Regions from separate parts of the Homo sapiens genome. Here region 1 is linked to region 2. A link is an interaction called in ENCODE POLR2A ChIA-PET data of the cell type or tissue named here. Cell type or tissue: PC-9. All regions are shown on one strand.

Region 1 (2,500 bases), 120 kb before region 2:
TAAAAAATTATCTGGGTGTAGTGATATGCACCTGTGGCCCCAGCCACTCAGGAGGCTGAGGCAGGAAGATCACTTGAGCCCAGGAGGTCGAGGCTGCAGTTGAGATGGGTCCCCACCACTGCACTCCAGCCTGGGCAACAGAGAAAGACTCTACCTTAAAAAATATGTATATATATATAGAGAGAGAGAGCTAAAAAACGCTAAACCACCTGAGCCTTCAGCAAGTGGTAATCTCTTTGCTGGTGGAGGGTCTTGTCTCAATGTTGATGGCTGCCGACTGATCAAGATGGTGGCCGACTGATCAAGATGGTGATCAGGATGGGGTGGCTGTGGCAGTTTCTTAAGATAGCAATGATGTTTGCCCCATCAATTGACCCTTCCTTTCAAGAAAGAACTTCGTTCTCTTTTTATTTTATTTATTTATTTTTTTTTTTGAGACGGAGTTTCACTCTTGTTGCCCAGGCTGGAGTGCAGTGGCGCGATCTCGGCTCATTGCAACCTCCACCTCCTGGGTTCAAGTGATTCTCCTGCCTCAGCCTCCCGAGTAGCTGGGACTACAGGCGCACGCCACCACACCTGGCTAGTTTTTGTAGTTTTAGTAGAGATGGGGTTCCACCATGTTGGCCAGGCTGGTCTCGATTTCTTAACCTCGTGATCCACCCACCTTGGCCTCCCAAAGTGCTGGGATTACAGGCATGAACCACCGCACCTGGCCTAGAACTTCTTTCAAATTTGGAGTCAATCCTTTCAAACTCTGCTGCTGTCTCATCCAACCAGGTTTATATAATAAGTCAAAGTCCTTTGTTGTCATTCCAACAATGTTCACAGAATCTTCACCAGAACTAGATTCCATCTCAAAATATGTCTTTGCTCTTCCCCAACAAGCAATTCTTCATGTGTTAAAGTTTTAGATTGCAGCAATTCAGTCACATCTCCAGGCTCCATTTATAATTTTAGTTCTCTTGGCATCTACAGTTACTCCTTCCACTAAAGAATTGGACCCCTCGAAGTTATCCACAAGGGTTCCAATCAACTTCTGAACTCCTGGTAATGTTCATATTTTGACCTCCTCCCAAGAATCATGAATATTATTTTTGTTTGTTTTTGAGACAGGGTATTTCTCTGTCACCCAGACTGGAGTGCAATGGCACAATCACCGCTCATTGCAGCTTCAATCTCCCTGGGTTCCGGTGATCTTCCCATCTCAGCCTCCTGAGTAGCTGAGAGTACAAATGCATGCCACCATGCCTGGCTAATATTTTGTAGAGACAGGATTTCGCCACGTTGCCCAGGCTGGTCTCAAATTCCTGGCCTCAAGTAATCTGCTCGCCTTGGCCTCCCAAAGTGCTAGGATTACAGACATGAGCCACCGCTGTGTGTTTTCTTAATGGTATCTAGAATGGTGAATCCTTTCTAAAAGGTTTTCAGTTTACTTTGTCCAGATTCATCAGGGGAATTCCTACCTATGGCAGCTCTAGCCTTATAAAATATTTCTTTTTTCTTTCTTTCTTTTCTTTTCTTTTTTTTTTTTTTTTTGAGACAGAGTCTCACTCTGTCATCCATGCTGAAGTACAGTGGCTTGATCTCGGCTCACTGCAACCTCCACTTCCCAGGTTCAAGCGATCCTCCCACCTCAGCCTCCTAAGTGTCTAGGATTACAGGCATTTGCCACCATGCCGGGCTAATTTTTTTGTATTTTTAATAGAGACGGGGTTTCACCATGTTGGCCAGGCTAGTCTGAAACTCTTGACCGCAAATGATCTGCCTGCCTTGGCCTCCCAAAATGCTGGGATTGCAGGCGTGAGCCACCACACCTGGCCACAAAATGTTTCTTAAATAATAAATAATATAATTAATAAATAATAAATTAATAAATTACTCCCTGATCTATGGGCTGCAGAATGGATATCGTATAACAAGCAGGAAAATATTAACTTCCTTGCTTGTACATCTCCATCAGAACTCTTGGGTGGCTGGTGTATTATCAATGAGCAGTAACATTTTGAAAGAAATCTTGCCTGGTGTGGTGGCTCACACCTATAATCCCAGCACTTTGGGAGACCAAGGAGGGTGGATTACCTGAGGTCAGGAGTTCGAGACCAGACTGGCCAACATGGCGAAACCTCATCTATACTAAAGATACAAAAAAATTAGCTGGGCATGGTAGCATACACCTGTAATCCCAGTTACTTGGGAGGCTGAGGCAGGAGAATGGCTTGAACTCAGGAGGTGGAGGTTGCAGTGAGCCGAGATTGAGCCATTGCAGACTCTGTCTCAAAAAAAAATTCAAACTGCCTTCTTGACATCTCAAGCATCTCAGTAATGAACACATCCAAAATCACTCTTGATTTTTATTCTTGATTTCATCTCTATTGTAAACAGACATACAAGTTAACAAGACAAAATAAACCTAATACTTGATATTAAATACTCATAAGCATAAGATTCCACCCGTAACAGCAATGCAAATGACAAACACTTGAACATACTTCTGGAGGAC
Region 2 (2,500 bases):
CAGGCTGCTGCACACATTGAAGTGCTAGGGGTGGGGTAGGGTGTGCTGGAGGAGGCATGGAAGCTTCAAGCTCCTTCCCCCATAGGTTGCCCTATGTATCTCTTCCATCTGGCTGTTCATTTGTATCCTTTAAAATATCCTTTGTATTAAAGTAAGTAAAATTTTCATGGGTTCTGTGAGCACTCTGGCAAATTATCAAACCCAGGGAGGGAGGTGTGGGAACCTCCAATTTGTAGCCAAGACTGACAGGTGTTGTGGTTAATCCAGAGACCTACTACCTGAATTGGCATCTGAGGGAGGCCATCTTGTGGAAGTGAGCCCCTCACCTGTGAGGTCTATGTTAATGCTGGTTACTGTCAGAACTGAGGTAAATTTTAGGGCACCCAATTGATGTCTGCTGAGAATAGGAGAATTGCTCCGTATAGGGAAAAAAAAAAACCACACATCTGGTCACAGAAGTGTTCTGTGTTGAGAGTACAGTAGGAGAAAACAGTTTGTTTTCTCCTACTATATGGTTTGGTATCAAAAATATTGAGAGTGGTGTGAATATAAAGGAGTATAAAGAAGGAAAAAATGTTGTTTTTCCTATCACATGCCTTGGTCCTTCTGGCAACCAGCCCAGAAAGAAGTTATCTAGGGGCTCCTGGACACCAGTCAACTCATTAGCATACAAAAACTCTTTTCACTTCAGAGCTTCCAAGGGGTTTGGGAGCTAACGTGCAAGAAACAGGGTATGAAGATCAAATTTTGGGGGGTTTTTTGTGTGTTTTTGAGACGGAGTCTTGCTCTGTCACTCAGGCTGGAGTGCAGTGGTGTAATCTTGGCTCACTGCAACCTCTGCCTCACGTCAGGTTCCAGTGATTCTCCTGCCTCAGTCTCCAGAATAGCTGGGACTACAGGCACATGCCACCACGCCCAGCTAATTTTTGTATTTTTGGTAGAGACGGGGTTTCACCATGTTGGCCAGGCTGGTCTCAAATTCCTGACCTCAAGTGATCTGCCCGCCTCGGCCTCCCAAAGTGCTGGGATTACAGGTGTGAGCCACCGCGCTGGCTATTTTTTTTTTTTTTTAACTATATCATAGTAGAAACAACCCAAATATATCCATCAAAACTGATAAATGGGTAGGGTGGGATGGGGTGGGCGTGATGGCTCACAATTGTAATCCCAGTACTTTGGGAGGATCACTTGGGCCCAGAAGTTCGAGACCAGCCTGGGCAACATGGTGAAACCCCATCTCTACAAAAAACACAAAAATTTGCTGGGTGTGGTAGCAGGTATCTGTAGTCTTAGTTACTCAGGAGCTGAAGTGGGAGGTTACAGTGAGTCGTGATGGCACCACTGCATTCCAGCCTGGGTGACAGAGCAAGACTCTATTTCAGAAACAACAAAAACCAGATGACTGGATAAACAAAATATAGTACAGCCCCACAATGGAATACTACTTAGCAAAACAGGAATGCTGATGTACTGTACAACATGAATGAGCCTTGAAAACATGCTAAGTGGAAGAAGCCAGTCACAAAAAAACCACGTATTGTATGATCCCATTTGTATGAACTGTTCAGAAGAGGTAAATGTACAGAGACAGAAAGGAGATTATTGGTTGCTTAGGGTTAGAGGGAAGGTGGGTTAGAAGAAAATGGAAAGTGAATGCTAGTGGGCACAGGGCTTCTTTTTGGAGTGATGAAAATGTTCTAAAATTGATTGTGGCTATAGTTGCACCACTCTGCATATACTAAAAACCACTGAACTGGGTACACTTTAATAGGTGAAATGCATGGTATGTGAATTATATCTCAATAAAGCTGCTATTAAAAATAGTTGCCAGAGTCAGGCACGATGGCTCACACCTGTAATCTCAGCACTTTGAGAGGCCAAGGCAGGCAGATCACCTGAGGTCAGGAGTTCAAGATCAACCTGACCAACACAGTGAAACTCTGTCTCTACTAAAAATACAAAAATTAGCCAGGCATGGTGGCCCATGCCTGTAATCCCAGCTATTCAGCAGGCTGAGGCAGGAGAATCACTTGAACCTGGGAGGTGGAGGTTGCAGTGAGCCGAGATTGCGCCACTGCACTCTAGCCTGGGTAACAAGAGTGAAACTCCGTCTCAAAAAAAAAAAAAAAATAGTTGCTGGGGGCCAGGCAGAGTGGCTCACACTTGCAAGCCCAGCATTTTGGGAGGCTGAGGCAGGAGAATCGCCTGAACCCCGGAGGCGGAGGTTGCAGTGAGCCAACATTGTGCCACTGCTCTACTGCCTGGGTGACAGAGCAAGACTCCGTCTCAAAACTAAATTAAAATAAAATAAATAGTTTAAACAAGTGTAAACACAAGACTAGAAATAAATACATCAAAATGCTAATGATGGTTAGAGGTCATCTTATCCAAACTCCACATTTCAAAGATCAGGAAAACAGCTGAAAACTACAGGGAATTGCACCTCAAATATGTTCAATTCATGAGTTCATAATGATACAAAATAAAAACCAACTAGTTA

Evidence for each region. Peaks named below come from ENCODE experiments on the same cell type or tissue, not always from the same donor. Only the 100,000 strongest peaks of a DNase experiment are listed, where the experiment ranks them.
Region 1: POLR2A ChIA-PET joins it to region 2 with 6 read pairs; 4 of 35 experiments call an interaction of 5 or more read pairs at or near these places.

What each region holds. Positions count from the first base shown.
Region 1 is chr1:52,871,919-52,874,418 of GRCh38, reverse strand. The region is part of intron 8 of ZYG11A (zyg-11 family member A, cell cycle regulator); the gene reads right to left. Among named protein-coding and RNA genes, the nearest start is that of ZYG11A, 30 kb to the right of the region's middle. In PC-9, no CTCF peak of the experiment used is centred here; no DNase peak of the experiment used is centred here.
Region 2 is chr1:52,749,904-52,752,403 of GRCh38, reverse strand. The region is part of intron 1 of ZYG11B (zyg-11 family member B, cell cycle regulator); the gene reads right to left. Among named protein-coding and RNA genes, the nearest start is that of ZYG11B, 25 kb to the right of the region's middle. In PC-9, no CTCF peak of the experiment used is centred here; a DNase peak (open chromatin) is centred at 1,333.